Linked DNA regions of Homo sapiens: regions 1, 2, 3, 4, 5 and 7 are each linked to region 6. The links are chromatin loops, found by intact Hi-C in ENCODE. Cell type or tissue: natural killer cell. All regions are shown on one strand.

Region 1 (4,000 bases), 110 kb before region 6:
TTTGCTCCAAAAATTAGAGATGATAAATAAGCTAGTATTTTCCCTATGTTAGTCTTGTACATACTTACATTTGGAAACACTTGCTATAGCTTCTCACTTTTTTTCTTTTTTCTTCCTCCTCCCAACAACCCTACTATTCTTCATCTCCCTCTGGCCTCTCTTCCCACTGTGTCCTGGCTCCTCTCTCTTTTCTAAGCAGTAAAATTCTAGAGTCAAATCAGCAATATTCACTGTTGTTAACAATTGACACATAGTTTAGCGTACGCTGAGATATTTGAAGTGATATCTACAATCACCCCACTATAGTTGGGAAATTTAAAAAAGCAAGGCTGGGTCAGGCACAGTGGCTCACACCTGTAATCCCAGCATTTTGGGAGGCTGAGGTGGATCACTTGAGCTCAGGAGTTCGAGACCAGGCTGGCCAACATGGCAAAACCCCATCTCTACAAAAAAATACAAAAATTAGTGGGGCATGGTGGTGCATGCCTGTGGTGCCAAGCTGCTTGGGAAGCTGAGGCGGGAGGATCGCTTAAGCCCAGGAGGCAGAGGTTGCAGTAAGCTGAGATCTACCACTGCACTCCAACCAGGGTGACAGAGTGAGACCATCTCAAAAACAAAAAAGAAAGAAAAAAGCAAGGCTTAGAAATATTCTTTAAATATTCAACATTCTCACTAAAGCGTTCTAGAATTCTAAATAGATTGTCATCCATGGTTTTTTAAACAGTAGGTTAAAGAATGTCTTGTTTTGGCTCTAACAAAACATACCTCAAAATTATTTTTCATAAACTAAAAAATTATGCCACTTCATTATGTTTAAATCTGTTAACTTTTATACACATGTAGTGATGTTAATTTAGTCTAAAATGAAATTACTACAATTAAGAGAGTTAAAGAAGCCCAACAAAGAACCCAGAAAAAAATTTCTTTCCATAGAACCTGTGGAAGCATCATAATAATATAAGAACTCCTTATTAATATAACATTTCAGCTATGTAGTACCATAACTATACAGAACATGCAAAAATTATATAGGTAAAAAAGTCTATGCTCTGTCAAAATTTGTCATGAATTCCACATATTAAATCATTTGCATTTCATATATTTAAGATGTGTGACCTATAATTCAGTACATATAAAACTGATATGCAACATACAATAATCATAATAATCCTCTCTACCAATCCATCTCTCTTTTTCACTCTCACAATCAACGAATCCCAAATATCACTGTTTAAACTAAGAAGTAATAGGAAACTTGAGAACAGAGTGTTTTTTTCTTTTTTCTTTTCCTTTTTTTGAGACAGGGTCTCACTATTACCCAGGCTGGTAAGTGGAGCAACACAATCACAGCTCACTGCAGCCTCAAACTCTCAGGCTCAACTCATCCTCTTGTCTCAACCTCTCAAAGTGTTGGGATTACAGGCATAAACCATGGCACCTGGTCGAGAACAGACTTTCTTTTCTTTTTTTGTTTTGAGACAGAGTCTTGCTCTGTTGCCCAGGCTGGAATGCAATGGTGTGATCTTGGCTCATCACAACCTCAGCCTCCCGGGTTCAAGCGATTCTCCTGCCTCAGCTTCCCAAGTAGCTGGGATTACAGGCATGGGCCACCACGCCCAGCTAATTTTTGTATTTTTAGTAGAGACGGGGTTTCACCATGTTGGCCAGGCGGGTCTTGAACTCCTGACCTCAGGTGATCCACCCACCGCGGCCTCCCAAAGTTCTGGGATTACAGGCGTGAGCCACTGCGCCTGGCCGAGAATAGACTTTCAGTAAGTCAAAAAAGAATTCCAAACAAACTGCCCTTTATCAGTTTTTGGACATGTGAAAAAAGAACAAGTTAACAAAACAAGAAAAAAAAAACTGAAACAAAAAAGTGAGTGACTTAAAACCGTATTTATCAGTGTAGAATAAGATGATTTAAGGTAGGTCTGAAAATAACTTCTCTCAGATGGAGTGCTCTCTATCTACATGCTAGCATTAGAGACTGCTTTAGTTATTTATAATTATCCTCCATTCATTCCAAATCTATAAAAAGGAGTCCTTACTACTTTTTAAAGCCCGGGAAACATGTTTAGAAATGCATTAATTAAAAAACAAAACAAAAGCAACAAAAAGACATGAATCAAAATGATAAAGTCTTAGGAGAATAAAATGTTTAAAAATAAATCAATAAGCTCTCATAATTTCAAGTATACACTGGACAAAAATGATTGGTCAAACTAGTCAGAAACCTACATACAAAGTAGATAGATGCACCTAAGTTCAATCAGTGGAGAGTTTTCCCAGGGTCCTTCTGAGATGCTTGATCTTCCTCCAGTAGGGGGAGCAAAATCACAATACTCAACTCATGTCATAAAAAGAGGGGGACATGGAGGGTTTATAAGTGTCTTTTAAATGTTTCTACATCTCCCTAGACATTTCAAAAAATATGCTGAAATATCGTTCTGAAATAGAACTAAAGTGGCCGGGCATGGTGGCTCACGCCTGTAATGCCAGTACTTTGGGAGGTCAAGGCCGGTGGATCACCTGAGGTCAGGAGTTCAAGACCAGAGATCAGCCTGGCCAACATGCTGAAACCCCGTCTCTACTGAAAATACAAAAATTAGCTGGGCATAGTGGCACACACCTATAATCCCAGCTACTCAGGAGGCTGAGGGAGGAGAATCACTTGAACCTGGGAGGCAGAGGTTGCAGTGAGTGGAAATTGTGTCAGTGCACTCTAGCCTGGGAGACAGAGTGAGACTCCTTCTCAAAAAAGGAAAAAAGAAATAGAACTATAGTCAATCCAATGGGAAAGACAAAGATTTTTTCTTTTTCAAATACTTCAAGGCTTTAAAATGAAAAATGGATCCCTAAATATTTAATTTCAAGAACTTTGGTATATTTCATTGTCCACAGAATCTCACAGGTAACCAAGGTATTGAAGCATTTTATGAATCCTTAATTTAACAAGAGAATTTTTAAAAACATAAAATATTACATTAATTTTTTATTATAAAAGTAATATGTTCACGACAAAATTGTAGAAAGTAAGGGAAAAACTGCACTACTTAAACCTATTTTCTTCTGGTATTTTTTTCATATACAAATTTTCTTTTTTTCTCAGAGGGTCTGATTCTAATGCCTAGACTGGCAGTGGTGTGATCATGGCTTACCTCAGCCTGGAACTCCTGGGTTTGAGCTATCTGCTCACCTCAGCCTCTTGAGTAGCTGGGACTACAGGAGTGCACCATCATACCTGGCTAATTTTTTAAAAATGTATTTATTGTAGAGACAGAGTATCGTTACATGGTCCAGGCTGGTCTGGAATTCCTGGTCTCAAGCAATCCTCTCACCTCAATCTCCCAAAGTGCTGGGATTACAGGCATAAGCTAACATAACTGGCCCATATACATATTTTCATACTACTATGAAAAAAAGTATAATTAATAAAAACACTTAAGACTGGGCAGAGTGTCTCACGTCTATAATCCCAGCACTTTGGGAGGCCGAGGAGAGTGGACTGGTTGAGTACAGGAGCTCAAGATTAGCCCAGGCAACATGGCAAGATCACATCTTTACAAAAAATACAAAAAAAGCCAGGCATGGTGGCACATGCCTATAGTCCCAGCTACCCAGGAGGCTGAGGCAGGAGGATCACCTGAGCCCAGGGAGGTTGAGGCTGCAGTGAGCCCTGATGGTGCCACTGCACTTCAAACTGGGTGACAGAGTGAGACCCTGTCTCAAAAGAAAAATTAAAAAAAAACAAAAAAAAGTATTAATTTCTAACTATATGCTAGGCATAGTCTAAGCATGTTTACATGTTATAAATCTATTAATCCTTTATTATTTCACATTTTAAAGATGAGGAAAAAGAGACGCACGGAAATTATCTAAGTCAAAGTCACCCAACTACTAAGTAACAGGACCCACAATTCTAAACCAGGTAGTCTGGTATCAAAGGCCACACTCTTAACCTTACTTCACTGTGATCTTAATTTTGAATTACGCTCTTTTC
Region 2 (4,000 bases), 230 kb before region 6:
ATTGCCACCAATTAAAATTACGAAATTGTGCAATAACAAAGATACCATAAAATAAACGAACATTGTTAAGCTCAAGAGAAGAAATAAGTTTCAACAATGTTACTAAACAATTTTCTTAAAGAATCATATTCTTTCACTGATTTTCTTTATTTAGAGACAAAGGGTTCTATTGGAAGTAGAGACTATGTCAGCCAACAACTTGGCAATAATCATCTGGTTCAATTATTTCATTTCGCACATGAGAAAACTGAGGCCCTAAAAGGGTAAATGAATTGTTTTAGGCTGCAGAACAAGTAATAGCTCCTCTAGACCACTATTGCTAAGAAAACCACACTGAAAATGCCCTGTAATAGCAAATTTTTGATTCATAATTTGATTGAAACACTCAAGTGTAGGCCAAACACAGTGGCTCATGTATGTAATCCCAACACTTTAGGGGGCAGAGGCGGGTAGATCACTTGAACCCAGGAGTACAAGACCAGCCTGGGCAACGTGGCAAAACCCCATCTCCACTAAAAATACAAAAAATTAGCTGGGCGTGGTGGTGCACACCTGTAGTCTCAGCTACTTGGGAGGCTGAGGTGGGAAAATCTCCTGAGCCTGGGAAGTTGGGGTGACAGCAAACCAAGATCGTGTTGCTGCACTCCAACCCAGGCCGCGGGAATGAGACCCTGTCTCGAAAAACAAAAAACACTCAAATGCTGTTTTGATGTTGTAAATAAATAATAGAATGCCATAAAATCACAATAGATTACTAAAAAGTAAAATAATAAACCCATAATGATTTGATTTTGTAGATTGACTGATTTTATAAGTAACAAATAACTACTAGAATGGGCAATTTTGCAACTATAATTTTCTTATTCTTTGCTCGTCACTTGAAATTATTATTTTCCCAGAAAGCTTTGGCAAGTTACATATATAACATGTCTAAAAACATGTCATGTATAGAAGGACTGAAATGTTCACTTCTTTACCACAGTGATTCAAGTCATTTTCTTTAGCACAGAATACAGTTAATATCTGACAATGATTAAGTATCAATTTATATACACACAACTATATATTTATATATACATACACAAATATGTATATTATATATATATATACACACACACACATTTTCTTATATTTGACAATGGATAGAGATTGAACAGGATAAATTACTACAAAAAGTTGAATAGCTGAGAATTTCTCTATTTGGTATTCATAAATTATCAACTTTCAAATAACCAGAGATATAAAACAATATAAATTATACAAAGTAGAATTTCATCTGTCTTGGCATCATTATTTCACAAATTAGTTAACAAAGACCTATAAGAAATGGGGGATTTCCTATTGACAAGTTCTGTGGGAAAAGTTAGATTCTAAGTTGGCTGTCTTTGGAAACTCAAATTTTTATATAAAAATAAACAAACAAGTGATCGACATGTTCCTAGGACAAGAACCCAGTATGTAATCAAAATATAGGTGAGATAGAAGACAATGGCAGTGAAAAGGAAATACTTATACCTTTTATAATTAAAAAAATGGAAACAAATTTATTTGTCACAAATTTTTAACTCAAGAAGCATAAGGAAGTGGATGAAGAGATCTTTCTGTAGATTCTTGAACGAATTTGTCAGCACTCGAAATGAACACCTTATTATATCTAATTTTGCTTTAAAACAAAAGGGTCACAATTGACATTTTTTAGCTCAGTTTAGAAAAATAGAGAAAAAGGAGGAATAATTTTCTTGTAATATGGAAAAAGTTAAAAAAGAAATGAGAAATACAGTAAAAAGAGATATTTATTTTTGAACGAGTTATTAAGTAGGATTAAACAAAGCATTAGCCCTGAAATATAAAGGAAACAGGAAAGAACACTGGAAACAGAATCCCAGAGGAGAAAAAAAGTGGGTCAGATAGCTCCCTTTGCCAACCATAAGATGGCACTCTAAGCTCAAAACATTGTGATTACCATCTGAGGTGGAAGGTTTTCCTGCTTGTAAAGAGGAAAAGGCAATCAGCATACAAAACTCATGTTTCAAATGTAAGTGCCATAAGCACATTAGGTGTTGCTGATTTCTGTTTTTAAAGACTAACTTGTGTCATCTCTTGCATAAAGCCTCCTTTAACTTCCCCAGGGTAGATCATTCATTCAAAATATATTTAAACAGAATTCACTACATGCCAATAATGGCAATAATAAATTAAGATAGTCATGCACATGCCCTTGTAAAGATGGACATGCAATACTGTGTGATGAGTGCTGTGGCAGGGTACTCTGGTTATGTGCCTAACCCAGATCTGAGAGGTTATGAAAGGCTGAGTCAATGTTGGCTGAGCAGGAAGAGGAAGAGAATGGAAAAAAGGAGGAAAGAATGTTCCAACAATAATGCAAAGGCCTGGAGAGAAGAGTAACTAATCATGGCCCATTGGAGAAATGTGGATCTAAAGTTCAGAAGAGAGACATGGGCTACAGATAGGGATTTGGAAGACATAAGCATAGAGACAAAAATTGAAGCCACAAAGATGAGAACACCCAAGAAGAGTAAGTGACGAGAAGGCCTATGTGAAGATTCTTTGACCTCTAAGAGACAGAAAACATGCCTGAAAAGCAGCAAGCAGAAAGGTAAAAAGAAAAACCACAGGAGAATGGTATCACAGAAGCATTTTAAAAAGAAGGAAGTGGTCAACAAAGGTAAAGTAAGGTAAGCACTATGGTATATCCATCAAATTTGGCAGCAAGAATATCAGCGAACATCTGGGGTGAGGAGGTAGAAGCTGCATTGTGGTAGATTGCATAGTGAATGGAAGGGAAGAAAAAGAAGACAACAAACATAGATGCTTCTTTCTTTTCTGTTTTTTTGAGACAGTGTCTCATTCTGTCACCCAGGCTGGTGTGCAGTGGTGCAATCACAGCTCACTGCAGCCTTGACCTCTCTGGGCTTATGTGATCCTCCCACCTCTGCCTCCAGAGTAGCTGGGACTACAGGCATGCACTACCGCACCTAGCCAATTTTTCTACTTTTTGTAGAGACAGGGTTTCGCCATGTTGCCAAGGCTCATCTCAAACTCCCGGGCTCAACTGATCCACTTGCCACGGCCTTAAGTGCTGGGATTACAGGACTGGTCACTGTGAACCCCTTACAGATGCTTCCTAACATAAATTTGGCAGTGAAATCAAGGAGAGTAATAATATGGTAGTTTGAAGATATTTTGGGTCCAAAAGCATTAAGTGTTGTTGTGTGCACGCATGTGTGTATGTGTAAGTTAAGGTGACAGAGATGTAAACATGTTAAAATCCAAATGAGAAGGAAAAGGGGGAAAATTACTGAAAGAGGAAAAAGAAGGTACAATCCACAGAGAGCAGTCCCTGGGAAAATTACAAGTGGATCAGATCCAGTCAGGCTAGGGGAAAGGAGCCAATTAGTTGACAAATATTTACTGAGTGTTTAAGATGTCCCAGATTCCATACTTACCTTCAAGCAGCTTAAATTGTAATGAAAGAAAGAAGATATACAAATTAACGTAATTTTTAAGTAGTGGTAGGCATTATAAATGAAATAAAAGAAGGTTAAGTAGTAGTGAATGACTGGTGGGCTACTTAAGCTGAGGTTGGCAGGGAAGGTCTATCTGAGAAGGAAATACTTGAGTTGAGATCCGAGTAATCTGAAGGGGCGGTTCTGTGGAAGTCCTGGGGAAAGAATATTTGGACCAGGAAGAACAGCATAGAATGAGCTTGACAGGTTGGCAAAACACAACCACCACTGTGGCTGGAGCATGGTGGGTGAGGGACACAGTAAAGAAAGTACGTACAGAGTTATGGAGGCCCTTGTAGGTCATATGGAATTTGAATTTTATTCTAAGAGAAATTAGAAACATCTGGAGGGTGTTAAGGAGTGCCAAGACCTGATTTTTGCTTTAGAAATACCACTCTGGCTGCTGTGTGAAGGACAGGCCTAGAGAGGCAAAAGTGGAGGAAAACAGAATCAGTTACGAGGCCATTGCAAAA
Region 3 (4,000 bases), 170 kb before region 6:
ATAAGCACAGGATAGTATCACTAAATACTCCTCCATGCTAAAAGCCATCAAGGACTTTGTATTGTTAACCTCTCTGGGCTTCAGTTTCATTATCTGAAAAATGAGGGGTCTGGAGAGGATATGTTAGTTTCCTCCCACATCTAATATTCTATGGTAATATTACCAGGACATATTGTAATAATGCTACCTTCAACTTCTACCATACTACAAAATGTATTTTTACTTCTAACTAAAGTGTAAATATCTATAAGGCAATATTATGCTAACTAAATCATTCTAACAGTGTTTCATTTCTAGAAAAAATTGTAATACTCACTTGAGAGTCTTGATCTTTTAATGTATGCTGTGGCATCTGTTCTGCATCAGATATTTCATCTGAAGACTCATTCTTTCTTTTTTGTTTCTTACCCAATGTAATAATGAGTTTGCTGTTTCAAGAGGAAAAGAATAAAAAGTATGAATTCTTTGAATTTTCCTAAATTTGATTAAATTAAGATTGTCATGATAAACTTTCTTCCACTTTATATCACTTGCATGTCCAACCAAGGATGATAATCATCCTGAAATCCACGTTGACATTTTCAAAACATAAACTCTATTCTAATGGAACAAACACCATCCAATTCTATGTTTGGAAGTATAATTAATGTACTCAGAAGTACAATTAATGTACTTCTAAACACAGAAAGGCAGTCAAGTAGGCCAGGCGCAGTGGCTCATGCCTGTAATCCCAGTGCTTTGGGAGGCTGAGGCAGGTGGAAAAAGGTTAGGAGTTCGAGACCAGCCTGGCTAACATGGTGAAACCCATCTCTACTAAAAATACAAAAATTAGTCAGGCGTGGTGGCAGGCATCTGTAATCCCAGCTACTTGGGAGGCTGAGGCAGGAGAATCGCTTGAGCCCGGGAGGCGGAGGTTGCAGTGAGCCAAGACCGCACCATTGCACTCCAGCCTGGCAACAAGAGCGAAACTCCATCTCAATGAATAAATAAGCAAACAAGCAAGCAAACAAACAAATAAATAAATAAATTTAGCAGGTAAAAAAAAAAAGGCAATCAAGTCTTATTTGTTTTTTAGGCTTAAGATTACTTTTCATAGGAAAAATGTGAGGTGATACAACTGTGTTTACTTTATTATCTTGCAGATTTCCAATGACAGATTTTTTTCTCTTATTAAATTCATATTCCACTTGATTCCTTGAATCCCCCTATTCGTTAAAAGCCTCTACTTCCTTCTGCTCTACAGTAGAAAGACAATTACTTAAGGCACTTTAACAATTTGTTGTTCTTTAATTCTTTCACTTATGTTAAGGCTTATCTTATCTGTACTGTATGTTCCTAAGCATAAGAACTATTATTTTTTATATTCCTAAAGCATGTATGTGTCAGTATATCGTCATATATGTATGTTTATATATATATTGATATTTACATATATACACACCAGATGGAGCTATCTAAAATGAAAGTGGGTTTTTTTGTCTTGATGAGAGGTATAAAAACATAACTCTCACATTTCCTTATCTGCTTCAACAGATGCAGGGGCATGATTTTAAACCACGGTAATTATTAATCAGCAACGTACTATTTTAAATATCTGTATTATAAAAATGGAAAATCTCCCCAATACTTTCAGGTATGATTTATCAGAAAGATATCAGAATTCTTTCAACAACTATTTATTAATGTAGGAGAATTTGGAGGTTAAGAGCATGCACTTTGAAAACACAGGGTCAAAGATTTAAACCCTGACTCCACCATGTACCTATCTGTGAGACATTGGGCAAATTACTTGATCTCTTTTGGCCTTAGTTTCCTTGCCTGGAAAATAGGGATATCATAATAACTACATCTGCTGTTGCTGAGAATTAAGTGGGATAATGTATATTGGCTCTTAGCACAGTCTTGATGCATAGTGATTTCTCAACTAATGCTAACAACTTCTAATTATTCTATGCCAAGCACTTTCCTAGGCTCTAGGATTTGAAAATATAGTGACACAGTTCCTAACCTTAAAGTATCATAGTTAGACTATGATCACAGCTAAAATGCCAAAGTGGGGGTTAGCACAGGATGCAATGTGAACACAAAGGAAGAAGTGCTCACGCTTACTGAAGAGTAAAGGGGGCTTTACAGAAAAGACAACATTTGATATGATGAAAAGAAGTTTAACAGGTAGTGAAAGAAGCGGCAGAGTACATTCCAGGTAGGGGGATACCACAGAAGAGTGAGGAGAACATGCAGTGGTAATAGCATGACAGGAATACACAGAGTACCCCAGAAGGAGGCAGCAGACAGCTGGACAACCAGAATGGGTGAAGATCACAGAAGGCCTTGTATGACACACAAAGAGTTCACATTTTAAGGGCAGCTTTTAAGCTCTTGAGAGCAAGAATTTAAAAGGAATCTGTCTTGTTCATCACTGGCAGCAAATGTTTAATGAATAGGCAGTGAGTTATTTTGAATAAATAAAAAAAATAAAGCAGTTGGAAGATATAAGAATTGTAAGCAAGGGGGCAATGTGATGACAAGGAAGTGAAATGCAAGGAAGGGAAACCGATGATAAGGCAAATGACAATTCAGGGGAGAGAAAAAGATGGTAATCTAGGGCTGTGGGAATGTGGATGAAGAGGTAAAGAAAGATATAATTTTTTATTGTGGAAGTAGAACCAACAGGACTTGGTTATTGACTGGATGACTAGACTTCAGGTGAGAAAAAGTTATAGAATGCTTTTTCCCTATATTATTCTTGTATTGGTATGATTACCACATTCAACAGAATAATGGTAATTCTTACTTGGTGTCTCACCCGCCACTGTTCTGAATATGTGAAGAAAGTAAATAACAGTAAGAAATACAGCTTATGTTGGAAGCAGGAAATCAGAAGAAACACAAAGATATTCTGAAGCAACATTAAGGAACCAACCATAGTTACACTTCATTCCCTCTCACCACTTTCACTGCTTATTTCCTCTCTGTTCTAGTCCCTTTTCCTCCTCTAGTTTCTTTCCTAAAATAAAAATCTCCCTTGAGGCTATATTTACTGTTAGACCCCATATGACCTTGTTCTTCCTCCTTTGTATCCAAAGTTCTCAAGAGTCATTTCCGTTTCATTCCTCAACCAACTATAATCTCAACTCTCAAAACTACTTTTAATATTCATAGCTTCCATTTATTCAATGTTTACTATGAGTCAGCCTCTGTGCTGACTTTACATGCATTCTCTCACTTGATGTTCATACAATTTTAAAAGGGAAGTACTATTATTTTATAAGAAGAAATTGAGGCCTAGAGAAGTTAAATAACTTGCTCAAAGTCACAGAAATAGTAAGAACAGAGACAGAAACTAAGTATGCCTCACTCCAAAGCCTAAACTTCTAATGCTTAAGGACTCAAAAGACTTTTAAAATGGCAAATCCAACAGAGCTTTAAAAAATCATAATGTGTAACTAAGTCCTAACGTGTAACTGTTTCCTTTTGGCCCCTTTCTTGGCTCCCTGACACAAGAGTCTTCTGGTTCTCACTAAACTTGCTTTTACTAAATTTTGGCTCTTCTTCCTGCATCTACGCCTTGAATGTTAGTTTTCCGTAGGATTCAGTCATTGACAATTCTTCTCTGCTAGCCTGTTAAACTTTGGTTTCTCTCAAAGTTCTGTCTTCAGCCGCCTTCCTGTCTCTCCCTGAGAGATTTAATTTAATCTTTTCTTAACTACTACCTAGAAGTTAAAGATCCTCAAATCTCTTATCTCTATTTCAGATTTTTTCCCCACGCTTCATGTTCATATAACTAATTGCTTATTACACATATACATATGGGTATCTCATAGGTATCACAACCTCAATATGCACCCAATCCAATCTCTCATTTTCCGTAACCCTATCAGTGCAAGTTTACTAATATTAAAGTGTAATGCAAAGTCAGAAAAGTGCAAACGTAAGAGTACTGCTCAATTTTCTCAAACAGAAAATATCTGTGTAGCCAGCTTCCAGATCAAGAAACAAG
Region 4 (4,000 bases), 150 kb before region 6:
GTAAAGAAAGTGAATATGAAACTGGCACAGCAATATGGATTTCATTTTGTTTGTTTTTATCCTTTTCCTGATTCGTATACTGAAATATTTTACTACTTTAAATCCCTTTTAATAATATTAACATACAAAAAGCTACATTCTACATTCATAGAACCATAAAATTTGGGAGATCCTGGAATATTATCTAATTCATTCGGCAATGAAATAAAGCACACATAGTAGCCAACAATTTAAAACTCAAATATGGGAGTAAATATACTCAAATCAAAAGTAGATGGTTGGACAGTTTGAACTTTAACAGAACATTGAAAGGAATTAAATTTAATTCTTAACCAACTTACCCAATTTTTGTCTTCTCTTTTAACTTAGAACATGTTTTTGTTTTTTTGCTGTCTTTGTCCTTTGGCTTGGATTTCATCCTTCTACCTTTCTTTTCCTCTTTTCCTTCAACTGAAGCAGTAGGAAAGTTTTCAGGGCTCATTACTCGTGGAATATTGCGTTCCCCACGCTCCTTTGCTTTTGCTATGGCCTCTGATATTATACGATTAGCCTTTTCTTGCTTGCTTTCTGATTCCACCTTTTTTCTCTGCTTCTTCTCAGACATGACCCTCACCTGGGTATTCTGCAACTTAGTATATGTCCCAGAACCATCGCTCTTCTTGGAAGATGGAGGCTACAGAAACAAAAATATTTTTTATAGAATATACCAAAGTACATCTAAAACAATTGTCACAAATATCTGAAAATCTTAAATTATGTTTAGAGAGGTAAAATTACATTAGCAAATATGTGAGTGCTACAAACAAATTTAAAACATTTTGCTTATCAAGAAATTAGTACAGATATAAACAGCTCAATTGCTACTTTTAAAAATGAAGGTTAAAGAAGAATAATATAGATTCATTGATATTTTCATAGCATTCTTGGTTAGTTGATTCAAGTTTTGTCCTGTAAAGATAGTTGATTCAAATTTTATCCCATAAATATTCTGTGCATTTGGAATAAAAGTCTTTTCTTTCCTCTTCCCTCCAAAATTCTGAACATTAATAAATTTTTAAATAATTTTAATTTAGAATTACTCCATACAGTTTATTATGGCTTTTAGAAAAATAAAACCTCTGCTTTACGACTACAACCTGAAATCATTTAATATTTAAGTGCAGCAACATAGCTAGTTAGTAAACAGACATTCTCATACTTAAAATTAGAGAAAGTTTTAGTTTTCCCATGAAAGAGTTAAATGTGAAAATTTTTTTTCTTTTTCTATATCATAATTATTTTGCTCAAGCAATTTGGGAAATAAACAAGTTTTACAGTTTTACATTAAAATTATTAATATTTAGCAATATCACAGGAAGCAGATCAAGAGCATTTTAAAAAGAATTTCCTCTTCAAACACGCATTCATCCACATATACTTAGATCACAGTTTTGTTATGTTCTTACCCGTAAACATGCCTCTGACTATACCAAAGGAAAAAACCATCAGGAATTTCCAAACACATTTTCATGCTGATTCCAGTGTGCTTCACTGGATATTTTTTCTATACCTGCCTCATCAAAGGTTTCATAGCAGCACTGCAGCACTGGGAAAGGAAGGAGGGTTTAGAATTGCTCACTAAAATGCCACCTTAAGGCCTACAGGCTATAACAAATAACCAAGACTCGAGGAAACAGCAACAAGCTCAAGATGGCGATGCAGTACGACTCCCGTAGCAGCAGCCAGTAATAAGGAAGGTTATTCAATCCCATTAGCCTTTTAGCCCAAAGAACCCCTCCTCCTCCCACTCATTCAGGCTTTCACTTACCCTTCCTCTTGGCCTCTTCACTGAAGACATTTTTGGCGTCAGACAAAGGCTTGCCCTCTGCTTTTTCACCACCCCAGGCAGTGCTCAAGAAAAAAGCATTGAAAGAAGATTCCTAAATGGCCTATTTAGCAAGCTGCAACCAAGAGATGCACAACCCTCCACAAATACACATTTTGATTTATCAACACATTTCTGCCTTGGCAAGTTTATATCTACTGTTCATCCTATTTAGGTATGAAAAAGGCTGTAAACACTCCTAAAAAGCTGAGTTTCCTCAATAGCTGTAAGCAGATAGCCAGATTCCAACAAAGCACAGAAAGAAATGAATGCACAAAGCATCAAAATGCATCAGCATGAATATTAGAGATGTCGTTAAAAATACTGACTCCTTCTGCGGAAGTAGGCCAGCAGATGGTGCTACCAGTTATTATTCCATTAGACTCTGCAATTTAACCCCCAATGGACTGTTCTTCCCTCCATGTAACACATTAACTCTCACTCTGCCATTTCCTGCAGTAAAGTTTTAAAAAATATACATAAAAATCTGATTAAAAAAAAAAATCACCTGAGAACTAAACTGTGGTAAAATGGCATTATGTGGCTATCAATATTTTAAAAAAACAAAATCTAAAGCAATTTTTATTGGAAAAAAATACTTTTCTCCAAGATACTCTAAAATATTTAAAATATGAAATAGCTGAAGATTAGCAAAGGGTTAAAGAGGTCATGCAAATGAACCCAAAATAAGTTTAAGAAGTTAGATAAGGTTTCTTATAATTTTTCTAACAAAAAGCTAACAGTGTTATTTTGAAAATACAGAAATGAAGCTATTTTCATTTGAATTATAAAAAGAAGCTTAAAATTTTGAAATGAACAAATGAGAACTGTTTATAAAGATTACTAACAATGTTAAAATTGTTTCATCGTCTTAACATGGATGAATACATTTTTTTCGTAACATAAAAAACCTTTCTGACCTTTCCTCCTAACCTTCTATTTTAACTGCACTGATGAGTTTTTCAGGTAAAACTGTAGGTTTAGTTCCATAGCAAGTCAACTTGAATTTGAACATCAGTACAACTTTTCTTTCTATAAAAATTGATTCTATTTTAGTAAGCAATGCCCTTAAATCACTAAAACAAAATTTCACTGCTTTAAAATTCAAGTTTACCTCTTTCATCAATGCCATTTTTTCAGTTGGTCCTGGTTAGTCATCTGATATCACTATAAAACAACATTGGGTTCTCCCCTCTGCCCCTTTTAGGTACCAAAGGCCTCAAAACAGAAACAACACTATCTAAACAGGGCTCTAGAAAGACCCATCTGGATGGCATGAGAGATTAAAGGCAGAGGACAAGTAAGGACGAGGAAAGGATCTGACTTGAGATGTCATCAATGTGAAAATAATAACAATAATGAGATAACACTTACAGACTACTTACTAAGTGCCAGGGATTATTCTATTTTACATTTAATAACTAATGTAATCCTGATTAATAATAGGGTAATAACAGTGATAATGGAGACAAGGGGCTGGCTAATGAGAGAAATACTCTGATAGTAGCATTACAAAGAGACAGAATGGAACTGAGAGAGCAAACAATTACAAAAATCATTATGACAATAAGAGCTAAAATGTAGTGCTTACTATGTACCAGGCACTATTCCTAATATTTCCTATATATTGACTCAATCTTCAGAACAACCCTGTAAGATAGGTACTACTGTTATTCCCATTTTATATGAGGATACTGGGGGATAGAGAAATGACTTGCCCAAGATCACACAGCTACTGAATAGTGGAGCAGGGATTAAAAGACAAGGGGGTCTTGTTAGGGAGACCACACTCTTAACCATTATATTTTAATCATGTTTGGTTCAACTATCATAATTTACAGAGTTTAATTTGAGGACAAAGGAAAGTAGTAACATTCTCAAAATTGCAGAGATACCAAATAATAAGGCTAGGATGGTTTTTTTTTTTTTTTCCCGGTGCCCTTTCAAAAGTGTAGAAATCAACTAGACAGAGGTGAGGCATGGCTGAGGAGCAGGAAGAGCCAGCACTTGGTTTCTCGACCAAGAAAAGGTAAAAGAAGGCCAGGTGTGGTGGCTCATGCCTATAATCCCAGCACTTTGGGAGGCCGAGGTGGGCGGATCACCTGAGGTCGGGAGTTCGAGACCAGCCTGACCAAC
Region 5 (4,000 bases), 76 kb before region 6:
AGAAACGGCCGGGCGTGGTGGCGCGCACCTGTAATCCCAGCTACTGGGGAGGCTGAGGTTGGAGAACTGCTTGAACCTGGGAGGAAGAGGTTGCAGTGAGCCGAGATGGCGTCACTGCGCTCCAGCCTGGGTGACAGAGCGAGACTCCGTCTCAACACCAAAAAAAAAAAAAAAAAAAAAAAAAAAGCAGAATTAGAAGAAATGGAAAGTCTTCGAAGATACATAATACAGACAGAACTTGCTTCGAGCAATAGAAGTCTTTTATTTAATACTTATCAAATATCGAACGTAAGGCTCCATGTGGCCTGTTGTTACAACACAGCATCTCTAAATTCACGTTCTGTAAACCCAAGGGAAAAGAAACACTATGATCATCCTTTTGCATTGCAAAAAACAAAAACAAACTCCTCCCTCTGCAATGCAGAATCCTCCTTTAAGTTCAGCTTTTGTATATTCAAGTGTTTGCAGACCTAGTGGTTCTTTTAAAACTACTTCTACAGTTATCTAGAGTCTAGGGAATGGGTAACATTACACAAGATAAGCCTTCTTTTCGTTTAAGATCATAGCTGGTTAAGTAGAACTGGAGATTTTAAGAACTGGAAAAAAGGAAAAGGTGAAAAGTAGCATACAAAATTGAGAAACTAAATTCTGACGGTAATTTTATTAATGAAAATAAACTTTATTTAATACAGGGGAATTCTTAGGTATGAATATTTCACATAAATAAATGTCACAATAGCGTCAAATCCCAGACTTTCAGGAAAGTAACTGTAGCACTGTTAATATCACAACAACAACAACAAAATTCTCATCTACTTTGTTCTGAAAAGTTTTATTTTTCTTAAAAAAGAAAAAAAAGCAAACCACCCCCCCCAAAAAAAATTTTTTTTAAAAATAAAAATAAGAACAAACAGAAACCAGTCTGAGCTGGCAGCTGTGACAGCCAGTGAGACACCCGGGCTTTCCGGGTAGTGCTTGGCTTTGGGCTGGATGTCCACGCAGAGAGCCCTGGAGCCATCCCGCAGGTCCCACACCCAGGTACCCAGAAAATGACGGCGGCCGCACACACGGGGGCTGGCGGGGTCCGGGCCACGCTGCAGACGGGGAGAGGCACTCGGGGTGAAGGATCGCGGGGAAGGCACTGCGGTCGGAACCGAGAGGCAAGGCCTGGGAAAGCGCCGGGGACGTCCCGTGCTCCGGGACGTCGGGTGCCCGCGCGGGACGCCCTGTCATGACTCACGGAGGCGAGAAAGCACGGGCAGGGAAAGAGGCTGCAGGATGGAGGGAAGCCCGACCGTCGGGAGGGAACCCAACCCGGGGGAGGCCCCGACCTCGCGCGGGACGGGGAAGAGGGCCCGCCTTCCCACGCCCTGGCCGCCCGGCCCTCACCTCCACACGACGCAACAGGCGCGGCTGCCGTGTCCCGACCCCGGGGGCTGTGGGCCGGGGGGCGGGGGCAGCAGCCCGCAGCCATGACAGGCGCGGGGCGGGCCGCGGGCGGGCTGGGCCGCACGTGCAGGCAGCGCCCCCTGCCCGGCCTCCCCGCGGGCCCGCCCGCCCGACCCCGGCCCCGGGACCGGATCCCTCACCTCAGGCGGGGGCGCCGCCCCGCCTGCCCCTCCCCCCTCCCCCCACCGGCCGAGCAGCGGCGGCGGCGGCGGCGGCGGCTGCACGTACTCACCGCCGCTCGCTGACTCTCGCGCTTCGCCATGACTGAGGCGCCCCCGCCGCCCCCCGCCTCGACTGAGACTGACACTCGCGGCTGGCCGGGCGGGGGCGGCCTCAGGCGACCACCCGTCTGACACGACCCGCCCCCGCATCTCCCCACCAGTTGAGCAGCGGCCGCTGCCCCGCGGTGCCCCCGGGCTTCCTCCCCACGCCCGAGGCGGTGGGTGGCAGCGGCGGCGGCGGCGGCACTTACCGGCTGCGCGGCCAGGCCCCCCTGTCAGCGCGGGGCAGGGAGGGAGTGGAGGGAGGAGTGAAGGGGCACCGCCTCCCCCGCGCCGCCACGCACCCGCCTGATTGGCCCAGTTCACTCCCCCAGCGCGACCCCACCAGCCCCTGCGAGCGGCACTCCGGCAGCACCGGCGCGCTATTTGCATATTTGTGCCCGCGCCGCTGATTGGCCCGGGCGCGGAGGGGCGGTCGTGACCGCCGCCGCTCCTGCCGCGGCTCCAGCCGCGTCGGGCTGCCTAAGAGGGAGCGTCCCCTTCGCCGCTCCCCTTCCCTCCTGGCGCGGCCCGACCCAGGGCGGAGGGCGGTGCGAGGCGGGGTCGTTGCTCCGCTCCAACATGGCCCCGCCGCGCCGCCGACCCAATCGCTGGCGCGGTTACTCCCGGAGCCCTGGGCGGCCTCGGGGCGGGGAAGGCTTGGGGCCGGGCGCCCTCTGGCCGGAGCGCGGGGCAGTGCAGTGGTCCGGGCTCCCCCGGCAGCCCCGCCGCGGCCGCCACGTCAGGCCGCGCCCTCACGGCGGCCTCTCCCCTCGCGCCGCCCGCCCCGCGGCCCCGCCGCCACGTCAGGCCCCGGCAGGGCACGCCCCAGCCGCGAGCTGACCAGTGGCGGGGTCGGCGCAGAGGTCACTCACATGCAGGGCATCTCTCGGGCAGCTCGGGTCCGCCGAGGAAGGGCGAGAGTTTCCAAAGACGTCCTTCTTAAGGAGCCGTGGATTTAGTCCCACGTTCTCCTTTCGCGCGGAGACCCGGGTGTCACGCGCCCGTGCTGTAGAATCGGGAGCACGGAGCGTGTCGCGATGATGCTGCGATTGAGCCCAGGTGCCAGCACCTGCAGTAGCCGGCGCCCGCCGCGGAGACCCAGCTCCACGCCGCGAGCTAGGGGAGAGCGCGCACCTAGCCTGCGGTTGCAACCCTGTCTTCCCGAGGCTCAGGCTCCCGTTCTCCATTGCACAGTTACGAAGGGAGAGAAAAATAAACGCAAGAATTTAAGAAGAGAGAGAGACAGCCGTGGGGGAGGGTGATACTGGTTTAGGAGCAGGGGGCGTACTGGAAAACCTGGGTTCCCTCTCGATCCTTCACGAATTAACTGAGTGACCTACATCAAATCCTAGCGTGTCCTAGGGCCTTGGTTTTGCCTTCTGTAAAAGGAAGAGGCTGCACAAGTTGTCCAAAAGTCCTCCAGCTCTAAAATTCTAAGGGTCTCCTCCTTTCAGGTCCTTAGCTGGCTTTCTACCGAATTAAAAATTTAAAACCCATATGAAAACGTGAGCTAGACAAAAGAATTAAATGTTTGAACTTCGGTCGGCCTACTTTATGTTTGTTCAAAACTGTTGACCATTTCCGATCCAGTGCAGGTGATATTTCACGTTCACAGTTGACAGAAATCTCTTGAATTTCAGCCTCCGCTAAGGAGCGACACTGCGCTTGTTTATGCCTAGCCAGAATGGAATGGCTGCGGTATACACAGTGGTATTTGCCAAGTAATTTCATTCTTTATATTCCCCATGAAGGCCCTCCAGAGTGGATCAGCATAACTCTATTTAGCTGAGATACTGACAGGGCTGGGAAGAAACCCTGCTGAAAGGGCGGTTACAGTTCCAACTTTGATTCCCTGAAGGATACTTATAACAACCACATATTAGACCAAGAATGCACAGAAAGAGTTTATCTCTGGGGCCCCCCACACCACTTATTTGGATAGTGCTTTAGTTTGCAAATTCAACTTGTTGAGTCAAATTTAAGGCCAGTAACATCTCATCTATCTGACATCACAGCAGAATGACATCCCACTTAAATGAAAAACTTGAGCGGCCTCCCCATCATCTGATAGAGAACGTTCGTGTTTTCTTGAATGCAGCCCTCTGAAAATTACTTAGGCTTGGTCATTAAAGAGCAGTGCTATAATTATCAACATTATTGTATGCCATTTTAATCAGTGAATGTTCTCTAAAATATGCAAAATTTGTCCCTATAATAAATGGCCTCTAGGATGCTGGTTTTTGTGTTTTTGTTTTGTTTTGAACTTCTGTTTTTGCTATCTCCTTCCT
Region 6 (4,000 bases):
GCAAACAGGGCCTTGCTCTGTTGCACAGGCTGATCTGAAACTCCTAGCCTCAAGCGATCCTCCTGCCTCAGCCTCTCAAAGTGCTGGGATTACAGGGAAGAATTTGCAAATTTAGAACTTGTGAATAATGAGAATCTACTGCACTTTCTTCCTGTTTCTCTCATTCGGGGCTGGCTGAATTCTGTCTTACTCATATTTTATCTCTAGCATCTGGAAAACTGCCTGGCCCACAGTAGGCTCTCAATAATAAATGTATTTCCAATGAGCGAATGAGTCAATTCAGTGGAAGTGCTCAGCTCACAGCAGTGATAGCTAGTGTTTGTGAAGACACACCACGCGCCTGCCCCGTGCACGCTGTCCTGGTCAACAAGGGAAACAGCAGAGTATTGTTCTTTTGCACCTGAGCTCAAGAGCAGACTGCCTGGGTTCAAATATGGGACATGCTTCTTATTAATTAATTATATAACTTCGAGCAAGATCATTGGCCTCTCTGAGCCTCAGTTTCCTTGGCTATCAAATGCAGTATTCATAGTTCTACCGTGGAAGTTATGGTCAGGAGTCTAACTTGGCCCTGCACAGAAAGCCTCTAGCATAGGGTGAACCCTTAGTAAACAGTAGCTTTTATTGTGAATAATTCCCAAGGCAACCCGATTTTCACACCCATTTTGCAGATACAAAAACTGAAGCTGAGGATGGTTCAGTGAGTTTCCAAGGTCACAAAGGAAGGGCTGCCTATGGGGGGGAATCTATGCCCATGTTAGTAACACTGCTGTTATATAAACATAAGGGGTCAGCGGGGCGCAGCGGCTCATGCCTATAATCCCAGCACTTTGGGAGGCCGAGGCTGGAGAATGGCTTGAGCCTAGGAGTTTGAGACCATCCTGGGGAATATAGTGAGGCCCTATCTCTATAAAACAAACAAACATAAGGGCTCATTTTTACTAGTTGTAAAAGGGCCCTTTTACTAGTTGTAAAAAAGGCTCGTTATAAGGCCTCTCACTGCCTAATCAGCTAGGTTTGCCAAAATGAGGAAGACAGCTCCAGCCAGTCTCCTGATCTTCTCTGGGATCAGGGTGGGGAGGAACCCCCTTCCTACCCATAAACCCCTAAGAGTCTTCGCTCACATTCCACACTGGTGTCTTTCTGTTCCTTGTCCACTTTCGAGTTCAACCCTTTCAGAACCAGCCCTACTGTGGGGGGTGGGGGATGGTTAGTTTGTTATCTTGGGTTTGACAGTACAAAGGCAGAGGCATTTCCTGCTTAAAAGGCACATGAGAAAGGAGGAGGAGGGCGAACTGGAGGAATAGGAGGAGGAGGGAATCATCAGCATTCTGGGTTAGAACAAACAAATGTCCTCCGTTTTTCTCCAACTCCTTAGATCAAGGGTCCTCAAATTTGGCTGCCAGCTGGAATCTCTTGCAAACATTTTAATACCCAGATGTCCAGTCCCCCACCCAGACCAATCACATCTGAGTCTCTGGGGGGGGGCGGGGGTGGAACTAGGGCATCGGTATTTTTTTAATGCTTCCCAAGCAACGCCAACGGGCAGACAAGTTTAAGAAGTGGTGCTCTGGACCTTATCAGCACTCGGCTGCCACCCTGGAGTGGCTCTGGGCGACAGTGGCTGCTTTCCGCTTCGAGGACGCCCGGCTTGGGGATTCGGGCATGCTCTGGGAGGCGAGGGCTGGGGAGGATGCGAGCGTGCCAGCGACCTGGTGCTCTGCCTTGCTCTAGGCCCAGCTCCGAGGCTGCGGGTCTCTGGGTCCCCCCCACGGCTACAACACGTGCTGCCGCCCCGACTCCTCCGGTTATCTCTGCAGACCGCAAGCGGTGCCCAGCGGCCGCCCCGCTGTCCACCCCGACCTCAGAGGCTCCAGGGAGACGCCCGGGGCTCAGGAATCCTACCTTGGCTGCCGGCGCTGCCCTCCAGTCCCCGGAATCCTGGGACTCAGGTTCGAGCTGTCGCTGTCGCTGTCGCTGCGCCTGTGAAGCGCCCACTAGAGCGCAGGCGCCACCTAGTGGGCGCGGGGCGGCTGCGCAGGGACCGCGCTGGCAGGCGGGAGCGCAGTCCAGGGCGGAAATGCAGCCAGGGCTTCTTCCCACGTGGGCGGTTTTCCAGCGCGCCGCCAGCCCTGTGGCCAGATCCGGCCTGGGGCGGGACCACCTTCACCCGCTGCGGGGCACTGGGATCTAAACTTGGTGAACTTTCTCTTGGGGCACGGAGGGACCCCTCGGCCTGGTATCCATCCTCCGGTTTTCCGGGCTGAGCACAAGGATCTTTCCCTTCATCCAGCAGCTTTCAGTGCACCCCACCTTTGGCACTGCTTCTCTTTTAAATGTGCTGGGACCATCCGAGGCTGGGGTTCTCTCCAACCCAGGGAGGCCCTTCGCCTATCAGCAACCATTTTTTCCTGCCACCCCCTAAACCGTCCCTGAATGAGAGAAACAGCCTGCTCTGCTGGCTTGCTCTACAGAGGCCAGGACTGGTGGAGGATGGGTGTGTGCCAGCGACCTCGTGCTCTGCTCTGCTGGAAGGCCTTCTCTGAGCAGTGGAAGGGGAAGGGGCGGCTTAAGGGAATTGTGTTTTTTGTTTTTTGTTTTGTTTTGTTTTGTTTTTGTAGAGACAAGGTCTCTCTATGTTGCCCTGGTGGCTCTTGAACTCCTGGTCTCAAGCGATCCTCTCACCTGCAGCCTCCCAAAGCACTGGGATTACCGGAGTAAACTATGGCTCCCAGCTGCCTGGTATTCTTTCAATGAAGACATGCCAAAACGCTTACAAATATGGTGGACATTTAATGGTTTATATTTCATTTATGTCTTCATTTAACAACGATTAACTGAGCACCTACTATGTGCCACTTTTCTACAATCAAGGGATACAATGAAGAACAAAACACAAAAATCTCTGCTTTTGTTGAATTCACATTTAATGTAACACATGAATACTTTTAACACACCCAACGATCTAATGCAAAGCGATTGAGCTCGTTGTGAGATAAGTAGAGGATTTATTAAAAATATCTATATTTAGGGCCAGGCACCGTAGCTCACGCCTGTAATCCCAGCACTTTGGAAGGCTGAGGCAAGAGGATCGCTTGAGGTCAGGAGTTTGAGACCAGCCTAGCCAACATGGCAAAACCCAGTCTCTACAAAAAATACAAAAATTAGCCGGGCGTGGTGGCAGGAGCCTGTAATCCCAACTACTCCAAGGCTGAGGTGGGAGAATCCCTTGAACCCGGAAGGAGGAGGTTGCAGTGAGCTGAGATCGCACCACTGCACTCCAGCCTGGGTGACAGAGTGAGACTCTGCCTCAAAATCAATCAATCAATCAATCAATCAATCTATGTTTAGGGCGCCAAGGGCAGACATTCCTGGTGATGGATATAAGCATTACAGAGTTCTATGGGAACGTCTTCACGTTTTCTTGTAATCCTGGCAGTTTATCTCTGTGGCAACATTTGGAGATAATGCCTTCAGTGGAAATTTCAGGTGATTTGTGAAAGTTAGGCCTGCAATCCTCCTTTCCCCCTCCCCCCGGCCCCCACTCTGCTCCCCCAGGACGCTCTGTCATTGTTCTAGCCCAGTGTGAGTTTGTGTGTGAGTGTGTGCCTATTTAACCTTTGGACTCTCTGTACTGGTGTAATCTGGTCAAAGTGAATATCAAGGGCAGAGGAGGACAAGGAGGAGCAGGAGGAGAAGGAGGATGAGGAGCAGGAGGAGGAGCAGGAGGAGGAGGAGCAGGAGAAAGGAGGAGAAGCAGGAGCAGGAGGAAGAGGAGCAGGAGAAGAAGGAGCAGAAGGAGGAGGAGCAGGAGGAGGAGAAGGAGGAGGAGCAGGTGGAGGAGGAGGAGCAGGAGGAGGAGAAGCAGGAGGAGCAGAAGGAGAGGAGGAGCAGGAAGAGGAGGAGAAAGAGCAGGAGGAAGAAGAGGAGGAGAAGCAGGAGGAGGAGGAGGAAGAGCAGGAGGAGGAGGAAGAGCAGGAGGAGGAGCAGGAGGAGGAGG
Region 7 (4,000 bases), 460 kb before region 6:
ACTGCAGCCTCAACCTCCGTGGGCTCAGGTGATCCTCCCACCTCAACTGGGACTACAGGCATGTGCCACCAGTCCTGGCTAATTTTTTATTCTTTTGTAGAGTATCACTATGTTGCCCAGGCTGGTCTCGAACTCCTGGCCTCAAGTGATCCTCCCATCTTGGCCTCCCAAAGTGCTGAGATTACAGGCGTGAGCCACTGTGCCTGGCCCCCCATAGGCTTTTTGTCCATGTGAGATGGGGAACCTCCAGAGGGGTCTAAGCAGAAAGTGACCTGACCTGACCCAGGTTCAGCGTGGTCACACTGCTGGCCACGCTGAGGGCAGATGAGAAGGATGGAGGGGAGGCAGAGCCCAGCAAGGAGTCTGGCACCCTCACCCAGGCCAAGGGGCATAGGGCACGGTTGCTCAAACCAGGGTAGTAGCAGTGGAGGTGTGGGAACGATTTGGGGGTTGCCTGTTTTGTGGTGTAACCTTTGCTCCCCCTGCTGCCCTCTGTCCATGTGTGACCTTGCCCTTTGCTGGAGAGCGATATTTCTGGTCAGGAAGCAATAGCGGCACACTCTCTAATCAGCTCACATTTCTAGAAGGGCTGCCTCCGACACGGGTGGCTGTGGCTGTTACAGAAGGGAAGATAAGCAGAGGCTAAACGGGGTCACCTACCATGCCCCATGCCATGTGACTTAAGGTAGAGGCACCCCAGGAAGCACCGGGGCCCATCATGAGGATATGGACAGGTGGTGGTTGGGGGCTGAGGGAGCTCTCCCACACTCTCTTTGGCCCCAGAGGGCTCACCACCTGGCTTCATCTGTTTTCCTGCCTGACTCCACTAATACTGACAGCCCAGTGGCTCTATTTGGTCAGTGACTAAATAAATATTTGTCCTGAGAAGCTGGGTCACATGACCCTTGGGTGATGGCCTGGTTCCTCAGTGACTTGTGTCACTAGGAATGTTGCACCTCCCCAGTGACACCTCCACCCCTGATTTCCACCTAAACACACCTTGCTCAGAGATGCTGTGTCCCCATTTACATACCTCATCCTTAATTGCGTGGGCAAATTTGGGGCTGGCCTTCAACCTAGGCCATGTTACCATGCTCCTACATAGTGTAAGCGTGGAGCCTCGGGGAGGGGTGTAGTGATCCCCGCTTCTCACAGCCCCTAGCCTCTCCCCAGTCCCTTCACCATCCCCTCATTTCCTCGGACCATCTGTGATGGAGGAGAGAATTTGTCATTATGCCCTGGGCCAGTACTGGAAACTCCACCATTATTGATTGATCTCTTTAATGCAGGGCTTTAAGTCCTAACGTATGCGGAAGGATTAAACTCAGTCATTTATATTTAGGGAATGAAGATTCCAAGGTTTGCTTTTGATGTGGAGGGAGAGATGTAGTTGTAGATGGGGAGATTCTGGGGGCTAAAGGTCTGAATTTCCTCAGGTGTGGCAACCCTGCGGAATGGCTTCTTACAGGATCTTTAAGGCGTCTTAGGTGGAAGGCTCAGTAAAAATGTTTTCCTTGAATCCACCCCTCATCTCCATGTACTCAAACCTTTGGTGGAGATGCTACCCTGCTTGAGACTATTCAACCCTTTGGTTAAGGAAAATATAAAACTTTTAGGAATGATTTTTAGGAATGCCAATGTAGACTTAGGATTTCTTTTTCTTTTAAGGGAAGGAGTTTGTTTAAAATCTGTATGAGCAACTTGAGAAGATAATTTCGGCTTTGCTACTTGCATTCTTCCTATTGCCCACCAGAGGGCACTCAAGCACCCGCCAGGCGGAGTTCCCTAACCCGTGGATTCCTCAACCGCACCCAGCATCTTCCCAGGCTGGAGCTGAGTTAGAACAAGGGAAAGTTGACCCGCTAAGTGTCTTCTGAAAGGGCCATCTAAATGGTGTCAAGAGAAGCCGCCGCCTGTGACTGAGAAAAATACAAATGACACTCATGCGAGCCCAGTAGGATGTACAGCCACTGCCTCTCTGCGGTCACGTTTGCTGTGTTATTCACATTCCCAGAGGAAAAAGCTGTGTGCCTGGCTTTAGCATTCTTTCCAGCAGTCTTTATTTCCTCTTCTCGGGCACATTAGGGAATGTTTTGTACCTTGTCACATTAGAGGAAAAAAAAAAAAAAGGACGTTCTGCAGAGCGAGTTTAGGGCACACCAGTTATCAGGGACCTGAGGCCTGACTTGGCCAGAGGTCGGATGCGGCAATACCGGGTGCGGAATGCGTAACCACCCACCCGGGCCGGGGCTTCCCTCACTAAATTTCAGCAGCACGGCAACCGCAGTTCGCCACTTAGTGTCTCCTGCACTGCATCCGGCGTATTTTAAAACTGGATTCGACTTGGCTAGCATGAAGTAGGCAGCAAGGGCCACGAGAATAAGTCTGTTATGGACTCGACATTCATAATAACAAAGTTATTGACAGGAAGTCAGTCTTATAAGTGGGAAGTAGGAATGACCCTAATACTCTCCTGGAAGCCTCATTATTTGCTCATTATTGTACAGTTCCAGATATTCAGATAACTTTTCTTAGCAGACTACATTTCTGTTTTTAATCGTTGGTTCATGCAAAACCATTAGGATGCAATTCTTACTAAATCAGTGGCTCCAGCCAGGCGCGATGGCTCACATCTGTAACCCCAGCACTTTGGGAGGCCAATACAGGAAGATGGCTTGAGGCCTGGAGTTTGAAACCAACCTGGGCAACATGGTAAAGCCCCCATCTCTACAAAAAAAAAAAAAAAAAGAAAAAAATTAGCTGGGTGAGGTAGTGGTACACACCTGTGGTCCCAGCTACTCAGAAGGCTGTGGCAGGAGGATTGCTTGAGCCCAGGAGTTTGACATTGCAGTGAGCTATGACCGCAACACTGCACTCTATCCTGGAGGACAAAGGGAGACCCTGTAGACAGCTCGAGGAGCCACAATAAGCTTCTCACCCATGAAGCACTCCTGCCAAAAATGACGAATCCAATCAAGCCTTCACACCTGACAGTTTATAGGAAATACAAGGATAGAGGATCAAGTTAAACATCACAAGAAAACAGCCAAATCCAAAATGCGGAATACTCTGATCTGTTGACCGGTTCAAATTGTCAATATTATTGGGAGGAAAAAGTGGGAGGGCTGTTCTAGAATAGAGATTAAAGGGATATAACCAAATGCAATGACTGAATCTTGATTGAATCCTGGTTTAGAAAAATAACTGTCTTAGTCTGTTTGGACTGCTATAACAAAATACCATAAACTGGGCAGCTTATAAACAGCAGAAATTTATTTCTCATAGTCCTGGGGGCTGGGAAGTCTGAGAGCAAGGTGCTGGCAGTTTAGGAGTCTGGTGAGTTCTTGCTTCTTCAGGGATAGCATCTTCTCACTGCGTCCTCATGTGGTGGAAGAAGGAAGATCGCTCTCTGGGGTCCCTTTTATAAGGGCACAAATCCCATGTATGACTAACTCATAACCCAGTCATCTCCAAAAGGCTTCACCTCCAAATACCATTACATTAGTTATTACGTTTTCAACATATAAATTTTGAAGAGATAAACATTCCGTCCTTAACCATAAAAGTGTTTTCTTGGTGTGTGACAATTAGGGCAATTTTAATAGGTCTGAAGGCTAGGTGCGGTGGCTCAGGCCTGTAATCCCAGCACTTTGGGAGGCCGAAGTCGGCATATTTTGAGACCAGCCTGGCCAACAGGGCGCATCCCTGTGTCTACAAAAAAATACAAAAGTCAGCTCGGTGTGGTGGTATGCACCTGTAGTCCCAGTTACTCGGGAGGCTAAGGTGGGAGGATTGCTTGAGCCCAGTATGCTGAGGTTGCAGTGAGACACTGCACTCCAGCAAGGGCAACAGAGCAAGATTGTGTCTCAAAAAACAAAAAAAAAGCATACAAAGTCTAGGAATGTGGAGTTAATTTTCTTAGGGGTGGCTGTGGCAGTGTAGTTCTGTAAGGGAATGTCCTTGCTCTGAAGAGAAACACCCTGGGAAGCACTAAGGAGGG

The links. A loop is a pair of places that touch in the nucleus more often than their neighbours do. Peaks named below come from ENCODE experiments on the same cell type or tissue, not always from the same donor. Only the 100,000 strongest peaks of a DNase experiment are listed, where the experiment ranks them.
Region 1: a loop joins it to region 6, with 14 times the contacts of the local background. A loop is called at or near these places in 61 of 110 quality-filtered maps.
Region 2: a loop joins it to region 6, with 11 times the contacts of the local background. A loop is called at or near these places in 52 of 110 quality-filtered maps.
Region 3: a loop joins it to region 6, with 11 times the contacts of the local background. A loop is called at or near these places in 23 of 110 quality-filtered maps.
Region 4: it touches region 6 in a loop (10-fold over the local background); 82 of 110 quality-filtered maps call a loop at or near these places.
Region 5: a loop joins it to region 6, with 6 times the contacts of the local background. A loop is called at or near these places in 82 of 110 quality-filtered maps.
Region 7: it touches region 6 in a loop (2.5-fold over the local background); 32 of 110 quality-filtered maps call a loop at or near these places.

What each region holds. Positions count from the first base shown.
Region 1 is chr16:53,158,382-53,162,381 of GRCh38, reverse strand. The region is part of intron 2 of CHD9 (chromodomain helicase DNA binding protein 9); the gene reads right to left. Among named protein-coding and RNA genes, the nearest start is that of CHD9, 110 kb to the right of the region's middle. In natural killer cell, CTCF peaks have their summits at 2,134 and 2,340 (motif pointing right); a DNase peak (open chromatin) is centred at 2,321.
Region 2 is chr16:53,281,461-53,285,460 of GRCh38, reverse strand. All of the region lies in intron 24 of CHD9 (chromodomain helicase DNA binding protein 9), which reads right to left. Among named protein-coding and RNA genes, the nearest start is that of RBL2, 150 kb to the left of the region's middle. In natural killer cell, a CTCF peak has its summit at 1,983; a DNase peak (open chromatin) is centred at 1,950.
Region 3 is chr16:53,219,072-53,223,071 of GRCh38, reverse strand. CHD9 (chromodomain helicase DNA binding protein 9) reads right to left here. Exons shown (of 39, transcript NM_001308319.2): 4 at 317-428. Among named protein-coding and RNA genes, the nearest start is that of CHD9, 170 kb to the right of the region's middle. In natural killer cell, a CTCF peak has its summit at 2,321 (motif pointing right); a DNase peak (open chromatin) is centred at 2,281; H3K27ac peaks cover 254 bases.
Region 4 is chr16:53,206,155-53,210,154 of GRCh38, reverse strand. It overlaps CHD9 (chromodomain helicase DNA binding protein 9), which reads right to left. Exons shown (of 39, transcript NM_001308319.2): 3 at 342-673. Among named protein-coding and RNA genes, the nearest start is that of CHD9, 150 kb to the right of the region's middle. RefSeq lists enhancers at 1,143-1,730, 1,731-2,320. In natural killer cell, a CTCF peak has its summit at 2,220 (motif pointing right); DNase peaks (open chromatin) are centred at 1,704 and 2,224; H3K4me3 peaks cover 1,475 bases; H3K27ac peaks cover 1,708 bases.
Region 5 is chr16:53,128,980-53,132,979 of GRCh38, reverse strand. The region is part of intron 1 of CHD9 (chromodomain helicase DNA binding protein 9); the gene reads right to left. Among named protein-coding and RNA genes, the nearest start is that of CHD9, 76 kb to the right of the region's middle. RefSeq lists silencers at 1,277-1,536, 1,867-2,596. In natural killer cell, a CTCF peak has its summit at 2,383; DNase peaks (open chromatin) are centred at 1,329, 2,039 and 2,319; H3K4me3 peaks cover 2,221 bases; H3K27ac peaks cover 1,615 bases.
Region 6 is chr16:53,052,983-53,056,982 of GRCh38, reverse strand. CHD9 (chromodomain helicase DNA binding protein 9) reads right to left here and starts at 1,992. Exons shown (of 39, transcript NM_001308319.2): 1 at 1,906-1,992. RefSeq lists enhancers at 1,605-1,654, 1,167-1,698. In natural killer cell, CTCF peaks have their summits at 1,802 and 2,020 (motif pointing left); DNase peaks (open chromatin) are centred at 2,012 and 2,432; H3K4me3 peaks cover 1,467 bases; H3K27ac peaks cover 991 bases.
Region 7 is chr16:53,508,392-53,512,391 of GRCh38, reverse strand. It overlaps LOC105371268 (a long non-coding RNA gene), which reads left to right. Exons shown (of 2, transcript XR_001752188.2): 2 at 1,669-2,108. Among named protein-coding and RNA genes, the nearest start is that of AKTIP, 7.2 kb to the right of the region's middle. RefSeq lists an enhancer at 1,731-1,870. In natural killer cell, CTCF peaks have their summits at 1,572 and 1,774 (motif pointing right); DNase peaks (open chromatin) are centred at 1,771 and 2,251.